Regions from separate parts of the Homo sapiens genome. Here region 1 is linked to region 2. Evidence: chromatin loops called from intact Hi-C (ENCODE). Cell type or tissue: chondrocyte. All regions are shown on one strand. Each heading gives the region's core, and the rest is flanking DNA. Links, peaks and the distances in the headings are about the cores only. Region 1 overlaps GALNT1 (polypeptide N-acetylgalactosaminyltransferase 1). Region 2 has its middle 17 kb from the start of INO80C.

Region 1 (16,543 bases), core at 5,415-10,414, 100 kb after region 2:
CCTAGCTTGCCACTGGTGGTGTGTTTTACTTTAAATCTTATCCCTCTTTACTTTTCTTCTGCCTTTGTCTTTAGAAAGTTGGTCTTTGATTGATATTAGTGGTACTGTAGAGGATAGCTATGCTAAGCTTTGATTGAAATGGAATTTTAATACAAAAAAAATTCAGGTCAGTTAAATCTCTGTCATTTTATGCAGAATATATGGAATAACATGAGATTAATAGAGCATTGTTCCTGCAGCCCATCTCTTGGGATATGGAAATAGCTTGGCTTTTCAGACCTCATGTTTGAGATGGTGTTTGCTCTTGGATAATTTTGCCTGGAGCGCCTTGCTGCCCTTGAGCCTCTTCTGTGTGTGCTGTCATAGTATGTGTTAAATGTAGGAATTGAAAGCACTGCTATGCATGATAGTTTACTTAGATTAATTGTAGCTCTAAATTTTGTGTTTTAATTCTTCACTGTCTTGGCATCATAGATGTTGGACAGTCCAAAAAAAGGAAGTTTTCCTATAAGATAATTATTTTTTAATGGAGGATGGGCACAACATTTCATCAGAAGCATTTGGGAGAAAACAGTGACCAGGAGACAGAGTGGATTTTTAAAAAATATTGATTGTAATCAACTGCCCACTCTTTGCTTAGTATTAATACCCTTAGATTCTTTACATTGAAGACATAGGTTTTAACACTGACATCCCAAATAATAATTAATGTTTTTACTATTTAAAAATGAAGTTAATCCCTAGGATTTGGTTGTTCTTCAGTATACATTTGATCCTTTTAGATCGAGGTTGAAAATAGTTCTGAAAGTCATTTTTTGAGATGAATGGAACACAGATCATTTCAATTTTTTAATTTTTATTATGCCTGGAACCATGAAGATACACTTTTATGGATCACAGAGTGTTCAAATTTCAAGGAATAGAACAGCTATATAATTTGTGAGGCCATTTTAGACAGAGAAAGCAACACCTGTGCAGACATGGAAGCCAGAGAAAGCATGACGTAATTGGGCAGCTGGGAGTGGTTGGATGTGAATGAAGAGCAGGGCATGGGAAAGAGGTGCAGAGTGGAACCAGGGTGTGGTCTCTGCCTAGAAGGCCCTTCTGCAGGATCTTCCTGTGTCTGGCTCCCTGCTCTTCCAGGCTGCTTCTCATTGCCCTGCCTCAGAGAAGCCGTTCCTGATCACCTAGGATAAAGTAGCCACCCAGTCACTTGCTAACAAGCCAACTCCTCTTTTTGTTTGTTTATGGAGCGTTCCTTACTGGCTGTCACTTTTTGTTTATTGTCTGTGTCCTAGTGCTTTACTATAGTTCCATGAGAGCAGGGACCTTGTCTGTCCTGTTTATTGCTGTAGATCTAGAGCCCAGCATAAAACTGGCATTTAATAAATGTTTGTGATGGGAATATAAGTGGATTTTTTTATTATGGATTTTGAATTTTCTTCTGTGAGTTAATTGTTCTTAATCCAGTAGTTCTCTAAACCCTTTTACACTTTTAGAAATTACTGAAGACCCCGAAGAGTTTGTTTTGTGGGTTCATATGTATTGATATTTACCAAATTAAAGATAACCTAGACATTTAAAAATAATTTATTTAAAATAATAGACTTGTGATATGTTAATATAAACATTTTTATGAAAAATAACTTTTCCAAAACAAAAAAAGTGAGAAGTGTGGCATTATCTGACATTTGTGTAAATCCCATTAGTGTCTGGCTTCTCATAGCTGGATTCTCATACCCTCTTTTTTCCATTCAGTCTATTGATACTGCATATCATGTAGCCTCTGGACCTCAGCCACATGCTTAGGAGGGAATGACAGTAAACAGGCAAATGGTGACTTGGCATAGTATAAAAATAGTCTTGACCTTGCAGACCCCTTGAAAGGGTCTTGATGACCCCTTGAGTTGGATAGGGTGGGGGTCTTTGTACTACATTTTCAGAACTGCTGCTGTAGGTGGATGATTTTCAAACTTTTTAGTAGCAGGAGTATATTTTCAAATATCTCCTAACAAGTTCCAATGCATAGAAAAGATAAAGGTGGAGCTGTTTTGGTTAAAGTGCATATGTGGTGGGAATACGGATTCGGGAGCAGGGGAAGGTCCCTGGAGCCATGCTTTCACTTTTTTTCTCATTTTTTGGCTGAGCTACTAAATTGGCCAAGGGATTGATACCTCTAAGGCAGGAATACTGTGTGAGAGAAAGTGAGGCAGTTGAACATACTGCAGAGACTTTCCACCCTGTGCCATAGTTTAACTTTCAGGTATTTTATTTAATAGCTTTTTAATATTTTATATAAGTCAGTAAGAAAATTTGCTATAATTTGCAGCAACCTTAGAGAAATATTTATGTAATCGAATGTTATCTAACTCAGGTTTTTAAAAGACAATTTGCTCTCTTTATACATCTGAGAGTATGTAAAATAAAATTCAATCAAGGTCCAATATGTAATCAGACAAAAGTAAGGATGTGGAGGAAGTTTAATATTGGGAATTGGTAATCTAATTGTATGTGCCAAATGCAGGAGGAATTCTCATGGTCTTGAGAGTGGAGGGAATGGCAGCTGGCCAGAGGCTGCCTAGAGCTTGGACCCTGTGTTAGGCAGCACCACCACCAGCTAATGGTAATACGTTGTTGTGGTAAATGCAGTGTTTGACTGCCTTGGGAAACATTCTTAACTCAGTCTGTTTTGTTTCTGTGTAAAACTGTTTCTAATCTTTTTTGTCTTGAAAAAAGGATCCTGACAAAAGTTTCCCACAAAGCTTCTGTTTTTACACAAAAATCCTGTCTCTAAATTTGTAGGCCTTGCCCTTTGGGAGTTTTATCTGACAGGCAATATAAAGTGTCCTCATTACCATCATTATTTATTACCTGTATCATTAAAAAAGACATCATTTATTATATGTAATTATATCACAGTGTTTATATAAAATATGAGCTCTAGCTTTGTTGTCTACATTTTAAGAGAAGGAAAAATTGAGAGATAAAGGGAAAAGTAATGAAAATAATTATAAGGCTGCAAAATACTGTCTTAGGTTTGGATTTAAATATTTTTAAGATGTGATTTAATAACTTCACACATGATTCTTATGAAAAGAGAAAAAACCTGTTTTAATGAGTTAAAAATAGGGTACATCTCCATGAAAGATAGAAGGAGATATAATTGGACAATTTGCCTTCTGGATTAGGTTTAAAATTCAAAAGAACTGCCTAATAGTGATACTAATTAAATTCTAATTATCTTTAGAAATGTGAAAGATAAGTCTGCTAATTTAACCATTTTTTCAGTAAAAGCTTCACTCTAAGCCTATCGTGTTTATTTTTATATTTGTTTAATTTTTTTGAACAAATAGCATCATAAATTTTTTAGCATTTCCAATTAATATTAAAGTGTGCCCCAATTTCTTTGAAGTAGATGGAGTCATGTAGTATTAACCTTTCTAGGCCGGGCGTGGTGCTCACGCCTGTAATCCCAGCACTTTGGGAGGCCAAGGCATGGATCACCAGATGTCAGGCATTCAAGACCAGCCTGGCCAACGTGATGAAACTCTGTCTTTGCTAAAAATACAAAAAATTAGCTGGGCATGGTGGCAGGTGCCTGTAATCCCAGCTCCTCGAGAGGCTGAGGCAGGAGAATTGCTTGAACCCAGGAGGTGGAGGTTGCAGTGAGCTAATATCGCACCATTGCACTCCAGCCTGGGCAACAAGAATGAAACTCTGTCTCAAAAAAAAAAAAATCCGTAGGCAGCTCTCCATCATACCTCACACCAGGAGAGGAGGAAAGTACCCATAGTTTCTTAAAATTTTATGTTTAAAAAAATTAATCAGTGGTATGTTATAGGGAAGTAAGAAATGTTTTAGTAATAGCTACCTTGTTTAAGATCGCAGCTCCTCTCCACCAGGCACTCATGGTCCTCCCTACCTGACTACTCAATTTTTCTTTCTTTCCATTGCAATACCTTCTGTGCTATAATCTAGTTTACTTATGTTTATTATTTCCTGTCTCCTACTCTGCTCCTACAGAAGTGCTTTGAATGCATTGATCTTTGTTTAGTTTACTGATACGTACTGAGTGCCTAGAATATATTTGTTAATTCAATGAATTGCTTTTCCTTTGGCTTCTAGAAGTGGATGTACATTTCTTTTGGGGAAAAATACTCAGCAGACTATTCAAAACTTTAAGAGGCTTCTGTTTCTGGCAGCGTGGCAGAGTAGAGGTTAAAAAAAAGGTCCCACATTATGAAATGTTAAAAATACTGGACTTAATATTCAAAATATCTTTTAAATGCATCGTTGAGCTGACAAGAGGTAAGGAAACTTTCCAGAGGCCCAGAACAAGAAATCTTGAATCCAGGGAGGTAAGTTAGTAGTGATACTGGCTCCCGTGCTGAGGGTTCTGGTATTTGTAAGTCCTTCAAAACCCAGAACTTTGGCTTTTGCAGGGTGGCCATAGGGTACCAGACGGTGTCTAGGGATCAAGCAGTTGCTAAGTAAGATCCAGAGACCTTTGTGTAAAGCTGAAGCTCCCTGAAAGCTGTCAGTGGGTTTAACTAGGAAAAAGCAAAAAACCTATCCCTCAGTGGTTGGAAAAGTATAGGGTAGGGAGCATAGGAACAAGGTTGCCTGTTTCAGCTTTTCACTGGAAGGGTAAAATAACCTTCCCCGAAAAATTATAACTGCAGTTCCACTCTAACTGGATTTGGGGTTGAAGTTCATACTACCTTAATGGTGGGGGAAAAAAAAACAACCAAGCCAAGAATTTAGTGAAAAGTAGTCTCAGTCTCAGGACTGAGAATCAAATGAAATCCTCACTGGAGAAATACAGGAACACAGGCCTCAGAGAATTGACACAGGTAAAGTTTCTTCCTAGAAATGCATTCACAATTTAAAAAACCAAAAACACTTTATATAAACCATGAGTTAATCAGCAGAGCAAGGAGACCGTGTAATCAGGCATTCAAACATTGCAGATATTGTAGTTGTCAGATATGTAATATAAGATAAATGCTTAATATGTTTAGAGAGTATAAAATACGGCTAAAGAGCAAAAGACTATCAAAAATAATTAGGCAAGTTGAATTCAGCAGTGTATAAAGGAAATACTGGATATTGAACAAAGGGTTTATTCCAGGAAGGCGAGCTTGGTTCTGCATTAGAAGGACTATTAATGTAATTATCGACACAAGCAGTTTAAAGTTAAAAAAACCATATCATCCTAAAATATACAGAAAAAGAATTTATTAAAATTCATCTCTCTTTTATGGTAAAAACTCATAACAAACTAAGAACAGAAGGGAAATTCTGTAACCTGACAAAGGGCATCTGTGAAAAACCTACAGCAAACATAGTATTTGATAGAGAAACATTAATGGTATTCCTTTGAAAAACAGCAGCGATATAAAGATGCCCACTGTTACCCTGCCTCTTCACAATTGCACTGGAGATATGAGTTAGTGCAGTAAAGCAACAAAGAGCTACAGGGCTATGAGGAATGAACAGAATGGTCATTCCTTAGAGTGAATATAAGTACCTTCATAGAAAATTCAGGAGTTTATTAAGTTGCGAATATATGATTGATATAGTAAAATTTAAGGACTAACATCCAGAATCTGCAAGGAATGCCAATTAATCAACAAGAAGATCATTATGGTAAAGTCAGTTCTATTACTCTAAACTAGCAGCATACAATAATAAATGTAATAAAAATATTTCTCAATAGTAAAAAAAATAAAAAGCCACCTAGGAATAAATAGAAAAAGAGAGGGCAAGATCTTTAAATAGAAAGGTATAGAAATATATCGAAGGACATTAAGAAGACCTAAATAAATGTGACGACATACCATGTTCATAGAAAGAAGGTTTCCTATAAACGTATCAATTAATCTGTCTTTAATATATGAATTTATTGCTATTAAAAAAAACACCCAGCAGGGTATGGTTTTGTTTGTTTTTGTGGAATTTGACCAGTTAATTCTAAAATTTATTTGGAAATACAAAGGGTCAAGAATGGCTAAGACATTCCTGAAGCAAGTACTTGTCTTACAAGATTTTAAGATAGTGTAAAACTTTAATCATTGAGATGGCATAATATTTGGACAAGCATAGACAAATAGATAATGGAAGGAAGTTAAGGCAAAAACCAGAACTCTAAGTACGTGGAAAGCTAATACATGACAGAGCTAATGTTACAAATCAAGGAAATGGAATACGTTTTAAATGGTTGGGATTCTTAGCCACATTTTAAAAAATGGTTTTTACTAACACTGTATTAAAAAAAGCAATTTCAGATGGATTAAAGACTAGATTGTGAAAGGCAAAACTTAAGCCTCCAGAATAAAATATTAGAGAGTATTTTAGACCTCAGGCTTTGGAAGCCAAAAGCACAATTGTTGAAGGAAAAGGTTTATTAATTTGGCTGTACTAAAATTAAGATCTCTTGGGTTTTGTGTGCATGGAAAGGAGAGTGTAAAGACTAGTCACAAATACACAAGTAGAATATATTTTGCATACAAAGGATAAGGATTTTTAGAATCAGTAATGCACACACCCATATGTCAGTACGCATACATACGTAAGTGTGAAAACAGTTAATGGCAGAAGAAAGCAAGAGCTGTTTCTTAGGAGAAAAATGAATAGCCAGTAAACAGTTGTTTTCAGGGAAATACAAATTAAAGCTACATTGACAAAATTGTAAAAGTTGGACATTGTCAAGTATACCACTGCACTACTCCATGGCAGAGGTTGGCAGACTTTTCTGTAAAGGGCCAGATAGTAAGTATTTTAGCCTTTGCAGGCCGTACAGTCTCTGTAAAGGCCAACAACTTTGACGTTGTAGTGCAAAAGCAGCTGTAAACCATATATAAATGAATGAGAGTGGCTGCATTCCCATAAAATTTTATTTACAAAAATACTAGTTTGCCACCCCTTGCTCTATGACACCAAAGTTAGTGAACTACATCAATATGGATGAGTCTTAAAAACGTAATGTTGGATTTAAAAGGTAGCAGAAGAATACATTATAATATGATTTAATTTATGTAAATTGCAGAGGTAGACAAGGTAAAGGATACAGGTTTGTGGGTTTCATCATAGTTGCTGGGACCTGACTAATTTTGAATTCTGGCCTTGACATGTATAGTCTATGTGACGCTGGCCAAATTACCTAACTTTTTAAAGTGTCAGTTTTCCTATCTGTAAGATGGTGTGCATAATAGTACCTGGCTTACTGGGTTGTTGGGAGTATTGTTATACAGTGCCCATCAAAGTGCTCAGCACACAGTAAGTGCTTGGTAATTGTTGTTATGCTTTTATTCTCCTGTTTAATTTATATCTCTATTAAAAGAAATATAGCTGTTATTGCTTTGGACACTGGGTGTTTTTTTTATCTGACCTGCATTGCATATGGCTAATGAGAAGTACTAAGGCTTGCATATCCTCACCTGAAGTCTTGAGTAATGTTTGATTCCTTTTGCTTAGCACAGGTTGTAAAACCTTCTAGTGTTTTAGTGTTGTGTTTTAATCTCCACATTCATGGTAGCTTGCTGAATACTTGGCAGAAACAGCTTCCAGTGTCACGTAATCTTTCTCTGTGGCAGTTAGCATCGTCTCAGACTCCTTTTTCAGAGCTCTCTCCTCCTTTGTATTGGCACCACTCTTCAAATTCTGTGACTTCTCAGACCTTCCAGTCCTCTAGTATGGTCCACCCCTCAAACTTCTGACTCTTCAGCTTCCTCAGCTGAAAATGAAGATAAAACCCACTTGAAAGGGTTGTTATTAGGATAAAATTCTCTCTCTAATGCCTAAGCCACTGAGGAACCCTGTAACCATAGATCCTGACTCATTTATGCCAGAGTGAGGTGTGGTATGAAAACAAACAAAACTTTATGAGTAGTTCCTTCCCCATTTGAGCAGCAGTGACGGGTGAATGTAATGCAAGCGGCGCATTGCAGGCATTCAGACAGCTCCCCCCTCCATTTCCTGTCTGTGGCTACTGTTCTCTAGACTCTTCTCTCACACCACCAAGAATCATTTATTACAGGTATTTATATTGACCATTTCCTCCCTAAGGACAGTGATGTTGTCTAACTCATCTTTGTTCTCATATGGTCTGGTAAAATGCTTGGCATATAGTAGGGCAGTTAACAAATTTGTTAAGTGAACAAATGTCTACTATATGCCTTGCTTTTGTTCACAGAACACCAGTGTATGCAGTATTTGGCCTGCCAAAGTAAGATGTTAAATCCAAAGTAAGATGTTAAATCCTAATTTAGCGTTTAGCTATCTGAAACACGTTTAAAAGTTACTTCTTTGTTTTAACATCATATTTCGAGAAATTCTAACATATATAAAAGTAGACAGAACAGTGAAACGAGCCCTCTTAAACCTGTATCCATTCTCCAGATTCAGCAAACACATTTTCCCACTTGTGTTCCACCTCTCAATCTAACCTCACTCCCCTGCTCTTAAGCCCAAGTATTTTAAAGCAATGGAAGACATCATGTCATTTTACCTCTAACATTCTTCAGTATAGATCCTTTAAAATGAGAACATTTTGAATATGACCACAATGCTGTTAACATTCCTAATTAACAGTGATTGCTTAGTAGCATCTGTAACCCAGTTCATAATCATATTTCCTCAGTGGTCCCTAAAGTGTCTTTTTAAGTTGATTTGTAGATTCAAAACTCAAAACAAGATCAACATAGCACATTTAGTTTTTTTAAAAAAGCTTTCCTTAAAAAAATAAAAACAATACCTATTTTAAAAATTATTTCTCTCCCTTTCTCTTCTTCTTTTCTTTTCGATAACTCTTCAGATTAGGGTTCTTTATAATGAAACCATAAACTTTGCTCTAGCAGATAAAGGTTTCATCTTTTAAGACTGCTTTGCTGTTCTTTTTTTTTTTTTTTGATAGCCAAGCACTTAACATGTATAGAGAGCACTACTGCAGTTAACAGCACAGCAAAATGCAAAACTGTTAACTGCTCTGATTTTTCTTGTGCAATGAGATAGCATTATGTGCAGTACCATTAGGAAAATAATTTTACATCATTTTCATTCATAATTAACATTATTTACATTAAATGTAGTCTAAACCTGTAAAATAATCTTGTATTCATTAAAAAGTATATATTCTTTGGTATGTTTAGTTTAAATACATCTTTAAAAAATTTTAGTTATTCCTCTTGAATTTATGGTTAGGGTCTCAAGAAGGAAGCTTGAGACTAGACTGTAATGTGTGTTTGAAAAAGACTGCTCATGGATGAACTTAATTCTTAAATTCTCTAAAGCTCAAGTGGAGAAATGACATCTGCAAAAAATTTATCTTTTAGTTGCATTATGGGTAATAAAGACAAACATGTGTAACTGTTTAGTGTATTTAAAAGAAAAGGAGAGATAACCCAAGTGATTAGAGGTTTTAGTAGAATAGTTTTGAGAATTAGAATTTTAAAAAATAATACAAAAGAAATGTTTGAGTTATTGATGTGAATTAAATAGCAGGTTTATTTCAGAGTTTTTTTTTTCCAACAATTTACTTAACTTTCCTATTACATTGTTAAGTAAAATGTCAACTTAATTGTACTGCACTGTTTTTGTTTGTTTGTTTGTTCTGAGAGCAGGAAGCAAATCCTATAATCAGCCCTCCAAAGAGCTGAAACAAATATGAAGAAAAGGCGCTTGAGGTCATCCCCTAGAATGGATCTTAACTGATAGCAATGCAGAAGCAGCCTGAGACTACAGGGCAGACCGAGTTGAGGGAGGGAGGCAGAGAATAGCTTTTCACAGGAAAATCAGCAGGCAAGAATGCAAAACAATCACTAACGCTATAAACTAAGAGACGTTAAATGACATTAGGGAGAGACTAGTAAGAGAGAAACCAAGTTAGAAAACACAGCAACTTAAAAACCGATATGCCAAATTACTGATTAGTTAAGGAAAAAAGGAAGGGTATGGTTGTTTTGCAGTGTGTGGTACCTGCGATAAATCTGTAAGGTAGAATTTGTGACTAACCAGAACACTGTCTTTCTGTAACATGCTAATATATGTTTTGTTTTGTTTTTTCAATGGTAACTAAATATTTCAGGCTATTATTAGGGCCAAAAATCTAAAATCTACCCCTAACTCAAGTTTTGGTTTTTATTTGTTCTGTTGAGCAAATCTGAAAACTTTTTAGATCTCAAAAGGTCGCTTAAGTTAGTAACCTAGTAACATCAGACAGTGTATTAAGGAAAGCAATTCTCAAAAGAACCTTCATGCTTACAAATGTAAAAAAAAGAATTTCATCTAAGGGTACTACTGTCCTTTGAGATTTTTTTTCTTCTTTTTCTCCTCACAGATGATCCAGTTATACAGGAGGAAAAGTATGGCACTGAGCTCTGGGGAATGCATGGAAAAAAAAATTGGGAAAAGGGAGTGACAACAGAGATTTCCATTTAGTCTGCAAATTGTTTTTGGTCTTTCTCATCCATAGTCCAGCGCCAAGAGACTGTGGGATCATACAGTCTTGTTTGTGATCCAAACTGGCAGTGGCAGTACTGATGACAACAGTGTAGTAACTGTCTGCGCTCAGTAGTGTCGTTGGCAAGCTTCTAGTGAATTCTTTATCCACTCTGGTGGGCCACCTCATAGAGTATACATGTTGTCTCTGCGTTTTAACTTGATCTGTGGACCAACAGTTGTTTGTGGGTAACATTTGAGAATCTCTGTTTAAAGTCTAGGAAGTAAAAGGTTTTTTTAAATAAAAAATGTAAAGCCTATTCAAAAGTACAGTTAGCAGAAGATAAAGAACAAGCCATGAAACCACCTCTCCTCTGAGTCTTGTCTTATTTTTCTATTTTGACCGATTTCCTTCTGTGTTTGTTAGCATTAGGTTTGGCAGCATCGCAAAGGTCCCTGTATTCCCTCTTCCCCCACAAAAAGGTGCTTTAAACAAGATAGAGGTTTTTTCCTCTCAGGATATGGCAGCTATGTGGTCAGCAAAGACCCAGCTCCTATCTTTCTGTGTTGCAGTCTTTAGCTTATGACTTTCCTTCTCAGGGTTATCTCCTGGTTGCAAAGAAGGTCCTTGCAGCTCCATCCGTTGTGTTTGTTTTTCAGGCAGCAGAATCGAGGGGTGAGGGCAAAATGGCCCTTCTCTCTGTGAAGTTGGTCCCTTTAAAAATCTTTCCCATATTCCCACCCACTGATTTCTGATATTGGCCAACCTAATCTTCAAGGCAGGCCAGAAGATGTAAATTGCCACTTTTAGTAATACAGCAGTTTGATTTGTAAAAAAAGAAGAGGAAACTATTGAATGAACAACTAGCAGTCAGCCATAATTTAGATCTTTTATATAAAATAATTTCTGATATAGTTGAAGCCCTTCCCTTCCTCCCTCCTCAGAAACAACCACTAGTAAGAATTTGGTGTATTATCCTCATGCATATTATTCTCTACAGTGTTTGTGTCCATAAGCAGTCTGTTTTATTTTAATATGTTTTAAAGCTGTATATTAATGGAACATATTGTACATATTCTGTAAATCACTTTTGTCTCATTCATCATTGTTTACTGATAATGATGCACATAATTCTAGTTTATTCGTTTTTCCTGCTATATAGTAGTCTATTGTATAGTTCATGTGTACATTTAGGTTGTTACTTTTTTTTTTTTTGGTCATTATAAACAATCCTGCAATCATGTCTCTTTATACTCATGTGTAAGAGTTTCTCCAGGGACTGTACCTAGAAGTGAAATTAGTGAGTGATAGGGTAGTGCTTTCTTCAGCTTTATGAGATACTTATTGCCAGATTGCTCTCCAAAGTGGCCGTGCCAAATTACACTTGGAACAACAGTGTGTGAGTGTCCCATTTCCTTATTTCTTACTAGTTGTGTTTTTGCCAGTTTGATGAGGTCAGATTCATTTTCCTGAGTACTACGGAGATTGAGCATATTTTTATGTTGTCTTATATGTTCCATGTTTATGATTCTTTGTCTATGATTTGCCCGTTCATATCTTTGGCCATTTTTCAATTGTGTGTGTTTTTGTTGTTTGTTTTATTTATTTTTTTTTTTAGAGACAAGGTCTCGTTCTGTTGCCCAGGCTGGAGTGCAGTAGTGGGATCACAGCTCACTGCAACCTCAGGCTTCCAGGCCCAAGTGATCCCCCCACCTCAGCCTCCCAAGTAGCTGGGACTACAGATGCGTGTCAACACACCTGGCTAATTTTCTTTTTTTTTACTTTTTGCTTTTTGTAGAGATGCGGTCTTCCTATGTTGCCCAGGCTGGTCTTGAACTTCTGGTTCAAGTGATCCTCCTGTCTTGGCCTCCTACAATGCTAGGATTATAGACATGAATCACCGCAATTGGTCTGTTGTTTGTTTTGGTTTGTAGAAGTTTTTAATACATTCTGATACTAATCTTTTGTTCATTATCTGTATGTATCTGAATATTTCTTCCCGGACTTTCGCATATCTTATGATGTCTTTGGTTATATCAAAAATTTTAATTTTTATGTAGTAGAAATTATTCATTCTTTTGTGGTTTGTGCTTTTTGAATATTGCTTAAGCAATTCTTCCTGATCTAATGACGTGACAATAGTTGCCTATAGTTTAGAGTGTTAGAGATTTATGCCTTTAAGCCTTTAATGTTTTTTTGTATGGTATGAGGTAGGAATTTTATTTTTACTTATGAATGAACATTTATTGAATAGCCCATCCCTTTCACACAGATTTATAGTGCCATCTCTGTCATATATGAAGTTTGCATATTCATGTGGGTCTGATTCTGGGCTGTCTTCTGTTTCATTGGTCTTTTCATGTGTGTCTGCCTGTGTATGACACCAAATTAGTTACCATATCTTGATATATGGTAGACAGAGTTCTCTGACCTTGTTGTTTAAAATTGTAATGGCTTTCTTAGCTTTGCTCTTCCATGTAATTTTAGGATCTACTTTTAAAGTTCTATTTAAAAACTATATTGAGATTTTGATTGGAACTATAGTAAGTACACAGATTAATATAAAGATAATTTTTTTCTTTACTATAGAAATCCTTCCACACATAAAGATAGTATTCCTTAATTTTTTTGTAGATCTTTCTAAGCAATTTTCTTCTTTTTCTTTTTTTAATATTATTATTTTTCATTAAGAGACAGGGTCTCACTCTGTCACAGAGGCTGGAGTGCAGTGGCATAGTCACAGCTCACTGCAGCTTCGACTTCCCAGGCTCAAGCAATTTTCTCACCTCAACCTCCCAAGTAGCTGGGACTATAAGCACATGCCACCATGACTGGCTAACTTTTGTATTTTTTGTAGAGACAGGGTCTCCCTATGTTGCTCAGGCTGGTCTCGAACTCCTGGATTCAAATAATACTCTTTGCCTCAGCCTCCAAAGTGTTAGGATTACAGGCATGAGCCAAAGCACCTGGCTTAGCAATTTTCTGGTTGTTATTGGTACAGAAGACGTCAACTGAATTTTGTATGTTCATCTTGTATCCAGCAACCTTGCTGAAAGTTCTTGTTCTAATTGTCTTTATTTCCTTGGATTTTCTATTATTTTTTGTTCGTTTTCTTCTTTCTGATTCTAAATCTCTTTTTTTTTCCTTCTTGTTGTACTGCGCTAGATAGGTTCTCTAGTACATTGTTGACAGGAAGAAGTAATAGAAGACATTTATCTTTGTCTTTTTCCCAACTTTAACAGTAAGTGAGTTGTTTTTTTAACTGTAGATTTAGGGCAGATATCTTTTGTTAGGTTAACCAAATTCTTATTTCTAGTTTTCCATGAGTTCTTTGTTTTAAGTGTCTTAAAGGAGTGCTGAGTTTTACTATTTTATATAATATATAAGTTGTTTCCTCTTACCCACACCTCCATTCTTTGTTCTAATCTTGTCATCTATCACATCTTCATATTAATAAGTTGTACAACACAGAGTTATAACTTTTGTTTTAATTGGGTATACATCTTTTAAGAAATTAAGAGGGAAGAAATCAGGCTTTTATATTTATTCATATATTTACCGTTTCTGGTGTTCTTCATTCCTTCTGACAGATCTGAGTTTCCATCTGGTGTCATTTCCCTTTTACCTGAAGAACTTCCTTTAGCATTTCTTAATTTGTTTTGACATTTCTTTACTTGAAAATGTCTTTGTTACATGTAATGAGAAGTCATCCTTTTTTTTTCCCCTGTACATACATTTTTTTTTCCCTGTGGATGCTTTCAATATTTTGTCTTTCTTTATCTTTGGTTTTCAACAGTTTTAAACAAGATGTGCTGTGGTTGTGGTTTTCTTTGTATTTATCTGCTTAGGTTTCACTGGACTTAAATTTGCAATTTTGTTCTTCCCCAAATGTGGCCATTTTCAGGGGTTTTTTTCATGTTTTGTTTTTATCCTGTTTCCTCTGTTCTCTCCTTTTGCAACTCTGATTTCACATATGTTAAATTTTATGCTGTACCACAGCTCACTGAGGCTCTGTTCATTAAAGATTTTTCTTTCCTTTTCAGATGGGATAATTTCTTTTGATCTCCCTTTAAATGGACTAACCCTGTATTCTGTTGTCTATAATCTGCTGTAATCCCATCAAGTGAATTTCCCATTTCAGACTTTATATTTTTGTATTTTACATGATTCTGTGTGGTTCTTTTTTAAAGTTTTAATTTGTTTGATAAGAGTTTCCTCTGTTCAGTTATTATTAATTTCTTGAACATATTTATAGTAGGTACGTTATAGTCCTTGCCAACTGATTTCCACGTCTGGGTCATCTTCTGTTCAGTATCCATTGACTGCTTATTTTCTTGACTCAACTTTTCTGTTTATTTTCATGTCTCGTAATTTTTTATTGTATACTGGATATTGTGGATAATATGCTTTTTGACCCTCAATTCTCTCTTCTCTTAACGAATATTGATTCCTTGCTGGCTAGATTTAAACTCCAAATTCTGCCTCCCTGGCATTGGGCAACATCATTGATATCTCTGTTCAGTTCTTTCAGCTATCTAAATGTTCCTTTTCTTTGGAGCCTTTGGAGTCTGTCCTGTGTTATATGATTCAAGGTTCAACTAAAGATGGTGGTGAAGTTTACATAGATATTTTAGGGTTCTCACTTTTCTAGTATTTCCTGCCTCACTTTCCAGTTGCCTGCTAGTTCCAAATCTCATCCTTTGATGCTTCAAGCCAATATGATTGTGACTTCCTTCTTGAGTTTCAGTAACTCTGCACAGTGTAGGCTGGTAACTGCTGTTATTTGTGAGTAGATTAGTCTAGAATAAGCTCCTCTACTTTTCTGTGTGTGAGTGTCTCATGCTTTCACTTTCAGCTTTTCTGAATCCTTATGTTTTTGGTGTATGTCTCGTAAATAGCATTTAGCTTTTACTTTTTAAAAAAAATCCAGTTTGACAATTTAGATATATTTAGTCATTTTGTCTTAATTTTAATAACTGATGTATTGGGATTTATTTCTACCATTTTGTGCTGTCTATAGGTGTGGTTTCTCTATTATTTTAAATTCCTTTCTCATTTTATTTTAAAGTGATTGATTTTCTATTTCCTCCTTTTTCAACTTTGATTTTTAACTTACACATTCTGTTTTTATTTAATTAGTTGTTACCTTTTAATTCTCAACATATTTGCTCTTTAAAAAGCTAAAATTAATCTTTCTACCCTATCCCTAAACACAATGACCTTAAAATGCTTTAATTTCAATTGTCTTTCTTCCTTCTCACATGATACGTTTTCTGGCATTTTTATTTATTTACTAAATAATTATTGAACTCTTCTACCTTGTGCCAAGTACTGTTCCAGATGATGTAGTAATAACATTAAGCCACATAAAGTTCCTGTCATTTTGGAGCTTACAAGATAATTAATAAATTAATTAAGATACATTATGATGTAAATTACTACTTGGTGCTACAGTGGAAAGTAATGCATTAGGAAAAGATAAAGAATAACATTGGGGGTGGAGATGCTGTCTTGTAGATTAGTTTCTGCTCTCTTCAGACATTTCATAACATCTTTAGGGCTCAAGTATGAAAAACATAATTCCCATGCTGGGGATGTTTACAATCTAACCAAAGAGTCCCGGGGAAAAGATACATATATGGAAGCCACTGGCACACGGTGGGTGAAGCTGTGCCACTGCTGAAATTCCCAGGGAGGATGTGTATAGTGTCAGGGGTCTTGAGAACAGATCCGGAGAAGAGTAGGGAACCAATAAAGAAGACTTCAAAGCATGGTCAGAAAAGTAGGAGAACAAGAAATGACCCTGAGAGCCAAGAGAAGAGGCTTTATTTATAGCCTGCCTATTCTAAAAATAATTTAAGATGGCTAAGATATCAAGTAGAATGAAGCTGAGAAAGAGACTTGTGTTGCTAGGTAGGACATTACAGTTACTTGATTAACAGATGGTTTCATTGAAGTGAAGACTTGCCTTAGGGATAGAGAAAAAGACTTCTTGTGCAGAAGATGGTAAAGGAAGAACAAATAGAATGATAATTGGAGAGGTTGGTGTTGTAGCAAAAACATGTAGAAAATCTTAGAGATTTGGGGGATTCCATGACCAGAAAA
Region 2 (16,543 bases), core at 4,902-9,901:
GTACTGTATGTATTCTTGTGTGTCTGCCTTGGAGGAGATTCCTTTTGCAGCATGTAGCAGTACTTCATTGTCGTGGCTGTATGGTTTTCCACTGTGAGAACAAGCCACAGTGTAACTATTCATCTGCTGGACATTTAGGTTGTTTCCAGGGTCTTCTGGCTCTTTTGAATGAAGCTGCTTTGAACATTGTGCATACATATCTTTCAGCCTACATAGGTAAACTTCTGTTGGATTATATCAAGAATGAAATTGTTGGGTCACAGAGTATACTTTAATAGATACTTCCATTTGACAAGTGGTTGTACCAATTTACCTTCCCACCAGCAGCAAACGAGAGTTCCACTCATCTACACCAAGGATTTTTTCATTGCACTTGATACTACATAACTATATTTGCCAAACAAATGCCCCGAGCAAGCGGAGAGGCAGTGGGATATAGCAGAAATCACACTCAGGTAAAACCTCAAGTGAAGGATGCAATAGTTCTGGACGAGGAAGTTATTACTTGTAAAGCAGTGATGATCTATAAGACTACTTTCATCTATGAAAGTCTTGGCTTTTTTTGTGATTTTCATGAGAAGTGCTACCTTTGTCACATACTTTCTGGTGTCTCCCTGTGACAGGCCCAGGACAGCTCTGGGTGGACCCTAAACAACAGACATATACACATTTGCCATAGATGTACTGCTTCAAGTGCAGAGATTTAATTGGTGCAGGGACACTGACGACCTAAAGGGCTTTGGAAACAAGTGTGGGAAAGAACAAGAGAAATTTGCAAGAAGAGTTCTTGGTCCCAGAGTGGAGTCATTTTGTTCTGGAGAGTAAGGCTGAGCTGGCAGGATGGTCAGAGTGTGAAAGAGCTAGTGGCAGAGGCAGTGCTACAACCACCGTGGATGACACGCACCTACTCTTTCATGCCTGGCCAAGGCAGGTGGGATGCTGCTGCCTGTGCCTGCCTCCTCTCACAAAGCTCTCCTGCATGAAATTTGAGGTGGGCCACTGGGTGGGTGGGTGGAGCCTGTAGCCTGTGCTCAGGCCCTCACAGCAAGAGAGACTTGAAAAATTTCTATCTTACATTTTTGGCTTTTTAGAACGATGAAGTCTTCAAACCTAAAAATGGGTGCAAATATTGGACCGCTAGGGCTATGGCTACTGATGATACTAAGAGCTAAAGTGATTGCCAGTTGTTTACCCTTCCTGGAGTTTTAAAAAAATCACAACTAAAGAGCATCAGAACATTATTTTGTTCCTTATTGTTTTCTATAGTTAAAGCTCCCAGGATCCACACCTTCAACCCACCCCGCCCCCAAAGTACACAATTGTCACATGTCCAGAAGTGACACAACTTCTCAAAACCATGCAAAATATGCGGGAGGACTTGTCAAACCAAGAGGTGGCCAGAGCAAGCCACTATAGTTTCCCATTATCTGAAGTAGCCATCTGCAAGGCAAGGGCTTGTTCCTAGTCCCAGAACGTAATGGTTCATGATTCCTCAATTAAAGATTTGAATGCTTTCACTCTATCCTTCAAGCAAAGATCTCACCAGGTACTTATTCTGAGAGCAAAGGAAATCTCCTTCCTCCCACCCGTCCAGATGCCCAGCCACACACTAACAAATGCACACACATCACAAACACCGGTGTTGTCCTCCTTAGCCCTTGGCCCTCCTGGCCATTCCCTGTGGGGCTGGCCCGATGAGCTGGCTTTTGTGTCACTGGGTGCTCTTCCTGAGGCCAGCTATGGGCAGATTATGAAACTGCCGCATCTGCCCTTTCTCTCCCCAGCCTCACCTCATGCCTATACGGTCCTTCCTCCTGTACCTCCTTCTGTCATGAGGGCTTTTCTTCCACTTCCCCTACCCCCTGCTATAGGGCAAGCAATGAATTAACTCAGTATGGGAGGAGGGGACTCCTTACAGAAGAATAAGACCAAAAATATCTTATATATAGGAGCCCCAGCACCTCTCCAAACTCCTGGAGAGCCACCGTAGGCACGGCTTTGACCCTGAGGCCTCTTAAAAGGCAGATGCTTCCCCCAGAAAGGTTGAGTGTTTAATCACCAATCCCTGGTGTCTCACTTTGAGTTATTTTGTCAGATCACTTTCCTCTGAGCCAGGAGAAGTCTTTAGGATGGAAAGAGCTTGTAAAAGTCAACAGAGAGAGAACAGAATAATAAGGAGGGTACCCCTGCTAAGAGAGCTGATCCAGGATCCTCTTGTCCCGTGCCCCTTCCTCTTGCTAACCAGCATGCCTCTGCCCCACCCGAGAGAAGGAGAGATGCAACCCAAGCTGGCTGCCTGCACAGCGTGCTCCAGGGTCCTGCTACAGCTTAGCAGGTATCAGTCCCCATCTTCAGCCTGACCCCCAGCCCCTCTTCGAGCACCTAGTCTAGACCTTGGTCTTCAAATCCCAAATCCTCAAACCTCCCTGTTACATTCCTAATGGATCCCATTGCTTCCCTGGTCACTCAATATGAATGTAGCAAATCCAAACGCTGGAATAGCGCTTTCCAGTTTGAAAGCACTTTGACACAATCTTACTCCATTTAAGCGTCACAACAAATCTGCCAGTGGGCTACTATTATGCTCACTCCATCACTTAGGAAACAGATTCCAAGAGATTAAAGGATGTTTTAAGGTCACACAGCTACATAGTGGTCCTGCTGGTTTGCATCAGCAATGTATCTGATGTCCCGTTGTGTGCTGGAGAACATCAGAGGCATTCCTGGCAGACCTCTCCCCTCTTCTCAGTGCCAGGCCTGAGCCAATCAAAGCCCTGCTGCTTCTTTCTTGCTCACTGCACTGGCCAGACTGTTCAGTACAATGCTGAATAGAAGCCATGAGCACAGACATCCCTATCTCCCTCCCAGTCTTAGAGGGAAAGCATTCATCTTTGACCCTTAAGTATGATGTTAGCTGCAGGTGTTCTGTAGATGTTCTTTATCAAGTGAGGAAGTTCCCTTTTATTTCTGAAAGTCTTAAATATGGAATGGAGGTTGGATTTCTTCAAATGCTTATTCTGCATCTAGTAAGGATATCATATACTTTTTCCTTTCATTCTGTTAATATGGCAAATTCGATTGGTTTTTGAATGTTAAACCAACCCTGAATTCCTGGGTTAAATCTCACTTTATTATAATGTATTACCCTTGTAGTAACATTGGATTTAATTTGCTACAAATTTGTCATGAGTTTTTGCTTTTGGTATTAGGGTAATGCTGTCCTCATAGGCTGAGTTGAAAAGTATTCCCTCCTCTTTGATTTTCTGGAAGACTTATAATATTATGTATTATTTCTTCCATAAGTGTTTGGTCGAATTTTCCAGTGCAGATATCTATGGCTGTTTTGAGGCTCTCTGGTTGTTATTTAAAAATAACCATAATAATCCAGGAAATGTCAACAACTGACAATTCCAATTGCTGTTGTCAGCATCAACATCCTTACCAACAGTATTTAGTGTCATTATTTTTAATCATCCCTGCTAGCTCACAAGAAGAATGAAGCTGGCATCTGAATAATGTTCTAGTGGTGGGCTGAGTTCATAAAGAGCCTCTGTCACATTTAACCCGAATCTTTCAGAAACCAGCAGATTCTGAGAATGAGTACTACTCCAGATGCCTTAGTGATGTTTTCAGCTCCCTCACTCGGGACCCTTGGCCAGGCAGGAGTCCTCAGCACAGCTGGTTCTCACCCCTTCCTCTGCCACTCATGGTCTCCACCCCTCAAACAACATATTCTCTCTTTTGCACTCTTCAGTTTTGCTCCATCCTTCCAGGCCCAGCTGGCATCCATCTAACTTCCCTGAGACTCTGTCAACACCTCACAGACCTTTCTCCAAATTCCTGTCACCCTGACAGCCAGAACTACGCCACTGAGCCTCTTGTTAAGCACTACCTTATGCTATTTTCTCATTGGTTCTTGAATGTTTTTCTAATTAGATTATAAACTGCTTTTCTCATATTGCCTCAGAGCACCTGATATGTGGTTGACTGCTTTAAGAGCAGCATTATAGCACATTGCATAGGAATTCCCGATGCAATTTCCTGATGCCTGCTTATTCTGCAGCAGCTCCACTGGAAAGCAAATACCAGGGAGGATGTCTTTTTATTTACGACTTTCTCTTCTAAGTGATTGCCCATGTTATATGTCAGGTCTGTGTATCTCTTAAACATTACTTGGCTTTCTTAATGGCAAAATGACTGACCTGATTTTTCAATGAAAAATCTAAAAGCATATATGACAAAAGTCAGTGTCTCCTAATATCCAAAGCATTTTTACTTACATTTCATTATACTCTGCCATGAGGCAGAGAAAGCAAATATCATGTTCACATTTTATGAGGCTCATCTTTCCAGCCTTGTCACTGCCCATGCTTCCTCTGGGCCCAGGTTTGGACTCACTGCTGTCTTGACTGAGCCCTGACTACCTTCCATGCTCCAGGCCTCATGCTGTTCCCTTGGCCTGGAAATTCCGCAGGGTCCAATTCAGATATACCTCCAAGTGAATGTTATCTGCCCCCAGGCAGAATTACTCCTACTTGAATATAAATTGCAAAAAAAAAAAAAAACCCACACTTTGATTTGCTTTATCACATACTATTAAAAACATCTTTAGAACTCATTAATAAAATATGCCTTGATTTCAAGAATAAATATAGAGTTTGAAAGTCATTTTTTTTCTTTCTAAAATTTTACTGTAGACATGGGGTGTTGCTATGTTGCCCAGACTAGTCTCAAACTCCTGGCCTCAAGCAATCCTCCCACCTCAACCTCCCAAAGAAAAGTTATTTTTATTGTTGATGAGTTGGTCAGTATTGCAAAAGGCAGTGAGCATCTATTCTGATGGCCTAAACCCAAGCTATCAGCAGCTATTAAAATATACGTTTATCATCAAAATCCATGAAGTCTCTTCATCTCATCTCTCTGTTTTCCAGTTCCTTATGTTTCTGATTCTTATTATTTCATGTACATATCCTTGAACGTCTATTTGTGTGTGCTTGTGGGCCTGCCTTGGCTGAGGTCTCTGAGGTATTTGGTTTCTCTTCTCTTTCTCTCCTTTTCCTATTGCCTTCTTGATCTTTTTTTAGTGTTGTTGTGACCTGGACTGGCTCAGCATTGGGTCACACCAGGTCTTGGCAATCAGGAGTCAAAAAGGACGGTGAGTATTTTGGGCACAGAGAATGGGCAAGATGGAAACTCTCTCAGCCACAGAGCCCAGCCCTAATGAGGGTGTTGGGGAAGACATCACAGTTTCACTTCTTGCCCCAGAGAAAGCCAGCTCAACCATGTGCCTGCATGGTTATCCCCTTCTTACTGAGTCCCTGGAGGCCAACTCTTAGCCTAAGTCTGATTAGGCTAGTTGTGCTTAGATCTGCCTAGCATGAAACACAGGTTATTTTTTTGGTTTTCCTTTAGGAGTTATCCCTTATATTTTTCCTATCCTAGAGAGCTCATTCAATTCTCTATCCCAGATGTGCATATCTGAAATTGGTAAACACTCCTTCCCCCATCAAATGACGTTCTCCCCTGTTTTCTGCCCAAGAACTGTCCAGATGAAGAGACCAAGGGCTCTGTTGCCCTCTGGTGCCCAGGTAGGTTCAGCCAATGGGGAAACTCAGCAGGAAATAGGTGAGGGAGAGTAGGTTCAAGATATTTGGTCCCCTAGCTCCCTTGTGATCTCCTGACACCCAGCCCAAACCTTGCTAAACTGTTACTTCATTGAACTCTCCACAGATTTTCATAATTTGAGTGTGCCATTGATTTCCTGCTGATGGACTTTGAGGTGTTTAAATCATCCAGAAGCAATGCAGGTTGAAATGTTATACCACCTTAGGGTATAGACACTTGAAGTAATCTCACAACAAAGGAGAACAACCAACTCAAATGGGAGCCTTGGGGAGAAATCCTGTGATTTCACTCAAGGCAGCTGTATCTTATTAATAAATGTATCACTTATTTAATGTAAAACTCCCATAACGACCAAGCTCAATGTCCTATAACTACAACTCCCATATTGGAATTGCTTAAAGTCTTAAGATTGTAAGATTATTAGGAAAGGAGTAAATAATGTCAAAATTATTCTAAAACACACCTGAAATTTAGGATCATGAGCATTCTTAAATTCATTTCCTCCTCCTTCACAAAGAGTAGGGGAAGTCATGTTTTTGTGCCACTGGCATAAGCAACTCTACTATTATGATGGCTCAGCAGGCTGATTAAGTTTAGGTGAGGCCAAGGTTCAGCTGGAGAAACAAGTCTGCAAAATTGCCCAGGCATTCTATGTCCCGAGTATGTCCTATGTGCCAAGCCGTTTGCCCAAGATGTCACATGCACTGCCACATTCATCCTCAGGTCAGTTTTGTAGAGGGGCCCATAGTCCCCATGTTATGGAGGGGTCTTTTCTTCTCACTAGCTCCCACACCCCAGCTGTGCTATGGGCTCCCCAGTTCCATAACAGGCTACAAAGGCAAATAGACAGGCCTTTACTTCGAAGGAGATGCACAGGGGACACCACAAATAACTCACATAGGCCTTCCCACCATCACCTTGCCTGACCTGGGTCACCAAGTGTGAACCCAGGACTGCCCCATGACACTGGGGTGCTCATATCATGAGGTACCCCCCAGAGACCAGAATGTCCCATCTGGACAGTCTCACAGAGGGAAACTGGTCTCTGTCAAAATATGTATTCCTTTTACTCACCTCTCACAGGGTGACATCTGAGCAAATAGGAAGTTGGTTCTTATTGTCTGTCATTCACAAAGGCTTTGGGGTGGCTCTGGGACTCCTATGTCATAGATAATCATGGTAGTCTTATGGCAGCCTCTTGACAAGCTAAGCTTCCTGCCCCTCCCAGACCAGACATCCCACGCACCTTCCAGGATGTGGAAATGTTAACCTCTCCTCGAAGCAGGAATGCACCCTGCATAAACTTGAGCCAAGTTCAACCTGTCTGTTGGCTGCACGAGCCACTCCTGACTACTCAGTCATTTCCTCATAACTTGACCCTGTATTTTATAGCCCTGAATTTTAGGTGCTCCCCTTCACTCTACCCAGCGTTATGGCAGTTGTTCTTGTGTTCCCTTTATTGACTAGGAGCCAGACAGTTTCAGACAGTATCCCAAGGAAGGAGGAGCAAAGTTTGAGGTCCCAGCAGCCCCAGGGTTCCTTTGCCCCACTGGGTGAAAGCCTTTTGAGGCCTGCAATGCTTTCGGAACCCTCCCTTCTTGCCCTGGGTTCATGGCCCCACGCATGGGAGTGACTTCGTCATGCTTCTGGAATGGGCAGCCTGTCTCAGCCAGGGTTTCCAGCCCAGGTTCCCTGCTGTGCCTTACAGAATGCAGACAGCTCAGGCTCAGCCAGGCCCAGGCCCTCCAGGAGAGCCAAGAGCTGATCTCAGCTATCAGGGACACTTACTGCATAGTGAGAAGGAATCCATTTTCACAGCCCCCCTGGGAAATGTTGCTCCTGTCAGTGTGGCTCCAGTCTTGACCATTGGCCACAATGCCCACAGCCCCACCTCTGACTGCAATTTTGTGCTGTGGGACTAAGAAGCATTTAGCTCTCGGCTCCCCCTGCTTGTCCCAAGACTTGGCATCATATCTTACACAGGTGTACACACACACAGAATACACATACACACATACGCACAAAATACATGCACACCTCTATATACGTAGCACACATGCATGTATACACATGTACACAGTCACACATAAAAAAATCACACTCACTCTCCTACATCTACACATACATAACACAAATATATACATATACGTTTTTACACACATACATATTCATATACACACACAGCCACCTTTTCAAGTGGCTCTCTCTGTTGTCCAGGCAGAGACGCACCAGTTCTGATTCAAACCTCCCCATCCTCCATCTCCCTTTGATGGGGAGTTGGGGGTGCAGAGGACAGTGGCCACTGGACCAGTGTATCCACACCACATTGAGGTGCTATTAAATAAATAAGTTCCAGTTTAAGAAGCAGAAGGCCATGATTTAGGGTGTGTCTGCTTGTGGTGGCAGCAAGTGTGTTTCTGAAGATCATACCTTCTCTTTCCTCCAGCTATAGACTTGTCCAGGGCAGAGACACTGTCTGACTTTTTATTTTTGTATTTTGTTGGTTTGTCTGTTTTTGTCCTAAGTTCCCATCACACACAGGCGGTGGCCACCTGGTTTTAGTGAATGGCTGAAAGAATGAATGGACAAACACATCCAGTTATTTAAAGGCAGTGACTGTGCATAATGATGAAGACGACAGCAAAAATAGATGTTTGAAAGGACAGTTGAGAGATAATGTGAGAAATAAGATAACTTGACAAATTGTTAATTTTACCTTCTAAATTTTTTTTTTGTCTCACTAACTGAAGAAAAGTTTACTGCAAAGAAAAGTTGCTTGATTCTTTCAAATGAATAGCTAGCTCCTAGCCCCAGATCTTCTGAGTTGCTGAATGACATGAGCTGTCCTTGCTGGAATGTTCTTCCCCTCCCCAGGTTACACAGTGCCAGGGTATGTGTATGTACTGAGGGAGAACCAGCTCTTGTCCTTGCTCTCAAATGGCCTCTTCAGGTCCCAGGTTCCTTGGCAGCCTCTGTGCCCCAGGTACCCCTAGGAGTGGGAATCTGGGCCAAGGCAGCCTGTGGTCTAAGTTCCCATGCAGGGTCACAGGATCCAGGCTGTGAATGGACATCAGTGGAGCCCATGGAGGCCCAGGATCTAAGAAGCACTGCTCAATGACAAACTGGGGTGACATTCGAATTGTTTATAACAACGTGCTAAACAAGACATTGGTCTCGACAACCAAATTCGGCTTATGGTCTTCGGTTGGCAGCCTCTCCTCTCTGGGGTCCATCCAGCTCTCTGGAGGCTGCCAAGCAGCTCAGCGCAGATCTCGCAGGTGTCAGGACTCCACAGAGCACTGTGGGGTGTGTGTCTGTGTGTGTCTGTGTGTGTGTGTGTGTGTGTGTATCTCTATTTATTCCTTCTTCCCTTCCACACCCTGACATCCTAAAAAGCATCCCCACATAACTGAGGAGACTAAACTGGTCCACTACCTTCAGCTCTATGCTCAGGTTAAAGAGAAGGAAAGAAATTCAAAAGGGGGAGCCCTTTGAAGAGTTGTCAGTGACTGGAGAGGGATGTGGCCTCTCGCTGCTGGGGCACACTGAGAGGTGGAGGAGGGAAAGCAAAGAGGACTGCCCACACTCCTGCCTCCACGCTGTGATGAGTGCCCTGTGCAGGGAAGATGGAAAGAGTTAGGATTAAATTGGGGGTGACATTTTAAGTTAAATGCTACTGGAAGTTTATAAACTAAAAGTAAAAGTTAGCCTGACATGTTAAGGAGTCAGGAATGGAAATTCAACTAAAAATGTTTCAAGACAGACAAAGAAAGTAAAATGAAGCCATTTCCTGTTCGCACCCCCGCTGGTTCAGCCTACTCAACAGACCATCTTTCTCCAGCCCCGGGAGATTCTGTCTAGCCTGGGGAAAATTCTTCTCCCTTCGTGCTTCTTCCAGAACTACTGGGACTGACCTAAGAGCATAGATTTTGGAAAGATAAAAGTCAGTCACATTTAGAAGTTACTCCACTCACTTGCCTGCCACATTCCTGCTGAGGGAAAATGAAGACAGGGTGAACTCCAGCTCAGATGAAAAGGCAGGAAAAAATATTTAGAGAGTCTTCTCATAAAACATGAGCCCAGACACACCAGTCAAAAACAAAACATCAGAGACCAGAGCGGTAAAGAGGAGGGCAGCTCAAAGCAGGAGGCTCCCTGGCCTTGCTTCCTAAAATCCTCCCGTGCAATGGCTCCTTCAGCTCATACGCACCCTCTGCCTTTAGATCAGCCAGGCAGTCTCTGTCTGAGGCCCCGGGTTTCCTGGCTGTCAAAATAGATACCAAGAGCTGGTTCCAGACACCTCACAGAGTGGCATTGAGTCAAATACGGTTTCATGGACTTAAACAAAAAAGAAACTCTGCAAACTCTGCAAATGTCCCCAGACATCATCACTGCATATGACTGAGGCCCTTATGGAGACCAGTTCCCTCTGTAATTCTCCTAAGGATATATATAGTGCATTCATGCTGTGTCACTCTCATTGGGACTTTGCAATCCAGTATTCTCCTAATTTTAAACATGCATGGCCCCAGCTTACAAACAAGTTGTGTTCCAAAAGTGCATTTACAGTTTGGTTAGTTGGCACCCAAAATTCGGTTTCACATGAAAACCTCGCTAAAACTAATCCATAATGCATGTGCAATCACACTGGTAGAAAACAATGCTGTTATACTGTGGTAATGAAGTCAAACGGAAAAATACGTGTACCGTATATTTAAACTAACCAAGTAATAGTACATTCACTAGCTTAAAGCCAGGTACTTGACATTCTCTCCTAATGCTTGAATGTTGCTGTTTCCTGCATCTTGAGGCCTAATGTGGGGCACGAAGCCAGTCTATTATAATATGAAGGGATATGGAAAATTGTGATGGAATTCCTGACAAATCAGAACCACCCACACATTTCTCCTCTAGGACTTCCCTGAGCCACCTCTGGCCTCCTCCACCGTCACTGTCTGCCCACTGCCCACTTCCTGGCTCCACCCCACTCTTAACACATTTCCCATCTTCCTCCTGCAACTCCAGCATGGATGAGAGCCACACACAAGGTGCTAAGGTTTAGAGGAAGAAAGAGTTGACATTTCTACTTTTAAATTTACTAAAAACAATTCAATTGCAAAGAAAAACAATTTCAGGGGCTCAGTTGCTGTGGTCTAACCCAGACTGACCTGAGGTAGCCAGGGGTGCCCTGGTGGCACCACACCTGGACTCGGGGGACTCATGGGTCCACTCTAGAATCAGTCTCTTTCTCTACATCTAGAATGGGTGTCACCATTTAGGGCTGCAGACCACATGTCCAGGACTGGCTACACAATTTGTGGGTTCCAGTACAAGATACAAATGCAGAGTCCCTTGTTCAAAGATATTAAAAATTTCAGGACAGTGACAACAAAGCCTGGGCCCCTGTACATAGACTCTGTGTGACTACCCAGGTGGCATAACCCTGAAACTGGCCCTGAAAATGACACCAACTTGATGGACAACCTTGACACATCTGGGTCATGTCCAAATTCTTGGAAAAGAATGGTCATTTCCTGTTCAGATTTCCCAAATGACTCCCCCTTTAGCCTCCTTTCATTCTGTGGACTGTGCCCAGGGCCCTCAAGAAACTGGACTCTGATTCCTGGCCACAGAGACTCCCTTTGCCTCCAAGGCCCCAAGTCTATGTGGTAGAGCAGATAACGCTCCAAACCAGCACTTACATGCCACCTCTCACTGTGGTCCTGTACAAAATTCCTTCTATTTACAAACTTTCAAAAATAAGAACACAGTGTTCCAGGGCCAAGGCAACAGACATAGGCTGCAGAGGTCACCTGGGTCCTTTTCATCTCAGCATCTGTTTGTTCACTGTCCACACCTTCAGCATGCTGGCTGCATCCAGGTCTTTCTTTAGGTCTTTGGCCAACATCAAACCACAGTGTGATGGCTAATTTTATGTGTCAATTTGATTGGGCCCCAGGGTGCCCAGACATTTGGTCCAACATTATTCCGGATGTGTCCATGAGGGTGTTTTTGGATCAGATTAACATCCACATTGGTAGACTGAGTAAAGCAGATTGTCCTTCCTAATGTGAGCCTTATCCAATCAGCTGAAGCCTGAATAGAACAAAAGATTGACCCTCCTGTGAGTAAGGGGGTTAAAAACTCCTCCTGCTGCCTGCCTTGAGCTGAGATATGACTCTTCTCCCGCCTTTGAACTCATTGGGAAACATTGGCTCTTCATGGGTCTCAAGTCTGCCGGCTTTTGGACGAGAACTTACATCATTAGCTCTCCTGGTTCTCCGGCCTTTGAACCCAGACTGAAACCACACCATCGGCTCTCCTGGGTCTCCAGCTTGCTAACTACAGATCTTGGGACTTCTCTGCTTCAACAATGGTATGAGCTGATTCCTTATTTTATTTATATCATGTATATAAACATTACAATATATTAGTTCATATAATAAATGTGAATTTCATATATATATATATGTGTGTGTATATATATCCTATTGGTTCTGTTTTTCTGGAGAATCACAATGAATACACTCAGTCTCAGGATTCAGAGTGCTCATGGCCAGGTAAGTACTAGTATATTTGTAACCAAGGTACACATAGACTTAAAAAACAAAAAAAACAAAACATAGCAATTATAACAAAGGCCCACCCTCCACCCATCACTGAAAGGCCCTTCTTGTGCTTGATCTCGTATACTTTAGGCAAGTGTGATGTTGTGTCTGTATACTGTGGCAAAATCAGCCACATGGTTGGTGGCTTATGCCTGTAATCTCAGCACTTTGGCAGGCCAAGGCAGGAGGATTGCTTAAAGCCAAGAGTTCAAGACTAGCCTGGGCAACAAAGCAAGACCCAGCCTTTATAAAAATTAGCCTGGTGCAGTGGTGCATATCTGTAGTCCCAGCTACTCAGGAGGCTTAGGCAGGAGGATCCCTTGAGCCCAGGAGTTCAAGGCTGCAGCAAGCTGTGAGGGTGCCACTGTACACCAGCCTGGGTGACAGAGTGAGACCGTATCTCCAAAAGAAATTCAAAAAGAAAAAGGAAAAGAAAGTGCCCATGGTCAACAGTGTATAAATGCCCTCCAACCAAAGTCCACCAAGAACACACCTGTAGCTGACGAGGTGTTGGGTGTACTTCTCATAGTGAGATAGAACTACACCAGGGGAACCATGGGGCATCTCAATAACAGTGTGTTAGAAAAATTCTATTATGGGGTTGGGGCTTGGGGGGTTATTAAAGAGGAACCAGGAAGGCAGAGGCTTTCCCTGGATTGCACAATATCAGAAAGTGAGGACAATTCTGTGATTGGTTATGTCGAGAAAACTTATCTATGAGAGGGCTCGCTAGAGCAGGAATAAAGCTATAATTGGTAAAGAAACAGCAGTCACTCATATTAGCCAAGGGAGGAATGCTTATAATTTTGTGGGTGACACAATAACTACTTTTGTCTGTGCCTAAGCAAAATTATGAAGTGGCCTTGTTTTGTCTAAGTGACCTTGTCTGATGTTGGTGTTCTGAAAGATCGTTTGTCTCTCTGCTTCATGTTCTCAGTCGTTTCTACTCCCCTGGTTCCCTTTGTTCTACCCCCACACCCTGACCAGCCCTGCTATCCTGGAAGAGAGCTAAAAGCTCAACTTGTGAGGTCAGATGGGCTGGGTCTCCCTTGTGCTAGCTGGAAGGGCTCTGGGACCTTCTGAAGGGAGACACTGCAGTACACATGGCTTTTCTCTTGCTTACCGTGACTCCCTTTCTTTTTTTTTTTTTCTTTTACTTTTTCTTTTTTTTTTTTTTGAGACGGAGTCTTTCCTTGTCACCCAGGCTGGAGTGCAATGGCCTGATCTCAGCTCACTGCAACCTCAGCCTGCCGGGTTCAAGAGATTCTCCTGCCTCAGCCTCCTGAGTAGCTAGGATTACAGGCGCACACCACCATACCTGTATTTTTGTATTTTTAGTAGAGACAGGGTTTCACCATGTTGGCCAGGCTGGTCTCGAACTCCTGACCTCATGGTCCACCCGCCTTGGCCTCCCAAAGTGCTGGGATTACAGGTGTGAGCCACCGCGCCCAGCCCAACTGTGACTCCCTTTCTAAAATCCCTCTACTCTGAATTACCAAAAACCAAGTGCTGTGCTGAAGCCTTTAATATATATTCACCAATTCAATCCTTACTACAACCCTAGAAGGTAAGTACTAGTATATTTGTAACCAAGGTACACATAGACTTAAAAAACAAAAAAACAAAACATAGCAATTATAACAAAGACTCACCCTCCACCCATCACTGAAAGGCCCTTCTTGTGCTTGATCTCGTATACTTTAGGCAAGTGTGATGTTGTGTCTGTATACTGTGGCAAAATCAGAGAACTTCCCTTTCCAGTCTGGGCACTATTTGCAGAGTAATCTTCTTATTGCTTGACCCTGGATCAAAAACCCACACTGTAGCTAGGCACAGTGGCTCACATCTGTAATCCTAGCACTTTGGGAGGCTGAGGCAGCATTTCTCTTGAGCTCAGGCATTTGAGACCAGCCTGGGCAACATGGCAAAATCCTGTCTCTATTAAAAATACAAATATTAGCCGGGCATGGTGGCGCATGACTGTAGTCCCAGCTACTCGGGAGGCTGAGGTGGGAGGATCACCTGAGCCCGGGAAGTCAAGGCTGCAGTGAGCTGACATCCCCCCACTGTGCTCCAGCCTGGGCAACAGGAGTGAGACCCTGTTCTCCAAAAAGAAACAAAAACAAAAAACGAACCGAAAAAACCCTACACTGCTCCCTACTGCCTAGAGAATTAAGCTCAAATTCCTTCCATCAAGACTTCGCCTAATTTGGCTTTCAACTGCTTTATTGTCCTCAGTTCCCCTTTTCCCCCTAAGTGAGCTCTCTACCATGGTCAAAGCCATACATTCGTAGGCCCCCTGAACACATCAAATGCATTTCCACATCTGCAGTATTCTTTCAAATTGAAACATTCCCCTGCCTCCATCCAATCTCAGGCTATCTCTCCTGTTCAACTCAAGTCTGACTTCAGCTGTAAAGCTTTTCTGGCATGTATCTGGTGCTATTTCATATAGTTATTTATGTTTTTATGCATTACCCGTGTTGTCCCAAAGAGACCTGGGGTAGATAGTTTGCAAAACGGCCACAGTAATTTCTCCCATGCCTGTATGTATGTATGCCCCTTTGCCATTTCTATCCTCAAGAGGTCTTCACTCGTTGAATCTGAGCTTGAATCGGAATATGACCTGTTTTGGCCATTGGTGTGTTAGAAACCCCTGAGACCACCAAACAGCTGGCCAACTACCAAATGTGTGAGCAAAGCCAACCTAAATCATCCAGCCCCTGCTAAGCTGGCCTGATCGGAAAAGCCATTCCAACCAATCCATGGAATTGTAAGCAAAATAAGAAATGTTTGTTTTTATATGTCAGTACTTTAGGGGATGGCTTGTTATGCAGCCAAAGCTAACAGATATAAGATTCTTAGCCCCTTCAGGAGCTGAGTTACTTTACCTGAATCCTCAGAATCCAGCCTTGCACATGGGATCAAGTTCTCAATAAATATTTGCTTTTGATGATAACAACTGAAATACAGAAAGCTGGAAACTGAGGTTTGAAGGATGAGAGGCCTAGCCTTCCCATGCTTAAAGCCTAGAGGTCAGGAGTTCAAGACTAGCCTGACCAACATGGTGAAACCCCGTCTCTTCTAAAAATGCAAAAAAAAAAAAAAAAAAAAATTAGCCAGGTGTGGTGGCACGTGCCTGTAATCCCAGCTACTCAGGAGGCTGAGGCAGGAGAATCGCTTGAACCTGGGAGGCAGAGATTGCAGTGAGCTGAGATCGCATCACTGCACTCCAGCCTGGGTGACAGAGCAAGACTCCATCTCAAAAAAAAAAAAAAAAAAAAAAAAATCCCTTATCTTACACAACAACTTACCTGTGCACTAACAGGTAAGTTGTGGATTCAGCTGCTGGAGTGGCAGGAAGGGGTTGACTTTGGGAAGAGATAGGCAGCCTGTGGCAGTGAGCTGTTACTCGTTTTATCATTCTTTCATCCATTGATCAAATGTTTATTGAACACCTACCATGTGCCTGGTGTTGTGCTGGGGACTAAGAACAAGGAAATGAACAAGCCATGACCCTGGTTCTCAGGGGCTCTAGGTCTAGAAGGAGACAAGCATCAGAACACATCTGACCATCCCTGGATTAAATTCAACAAGAAAAGAGGTTAGCCGGAGGACTTCTTTGTGCCAAGTCCCATGTTCCAGGGTTCATTTCCTGAACAAATTGATCATGTTGTTCTTTGATCTCTTCCGCTGGTGAAAATTCATACATATTTTCCCAAAGCTATAAGTTCCTATTTTCTTAACCAGATTACACTGCTCATTAGGAAAACAAGTGAAAAAAATGAGTCCTTAATGATATAATCATCTAATTCCTTCAGAGGTAACAACACTGTCTGTGCAGCTGGGTCCTGAGAACCACATGCTCTGACAATGTCAATACTTCAAACCTTGAGGCTGAAGAACAAAAGACAGTGATACCTGTTGCCCTCCACAGCTATGGTGACAATCTGCCTGATGGCCTAGGGCCTGAGTGTGGCTCACCATATGGATTAGAGTAATAACAGTTATTGGGTATTGAGTGCTTACTGTGTGCTAATCATTGTAAACACTTTATCTTTTTTAATCCTCCCAGCAACCTCATGGGACAGGAACAATTATTATTTCTTCTTTACAGTTGAGGAAACTGGAGCACCAAGAAGTTAAGTAACTTTCCCAGGGTCACATAGCTAGTAATAGCAGATATGAGGCTTGAAGCCAAGTGTTTGGGTTTTGTTTTTCCTGAAGCTTGCACAGCTTTAGACCTCATCTGCTAACAGCACTTGTCTGTTAGGAGATGATTCTGCCTCCTTTCTTTTCCTCCTACTCAG

Evidence for each region. A loop is a pair of places that touch in the nucleus more often than their neighbours do. Peaks named below come from ENCODE experiments on the same cell type or tissue, not always from the same donor. Only the 100,000 strongest peaks of a DNase experiment are listed, where the experiment ranks them.
Region 1: it touches region 2 in a loop (2.1-fold over the local background); 3 of 110 quality-filtered maps call a loop at or near these places.

The regions. Positions count from the first base shown.
Region 1 is chr18:35,609,142-35,625,684 of GRCh38, forward strand. All of the region lies in intron 1 of GALNT1 (polypeptide N-acetylgalactosaminyltransferase 1), which reads left to right. Among named protein-coding and RNA genes, the nearest start is that of MIR3975, 26 kb to the left of the region's middle. In chondrocyte, for the core only: CTCF peaks have their summits at 7,987 and 8,187; no DNase peak of the experiment used is centred there.
Region 2 is chr18:35,506,458-35,523,000 of GRCh38, forward strand. No RefSeq gene overlaps it. Among named protein-coding and RNA genes, the nearest start is that of INO80C, 17 kb to the left of the region's middle. RefSeq lists an enhancer at 2,397-2,979. In chondrocyte, for the core only: no CTCF peak of the experiment used is centred there; a DNase peak (open chromatin) is centred at 7,304.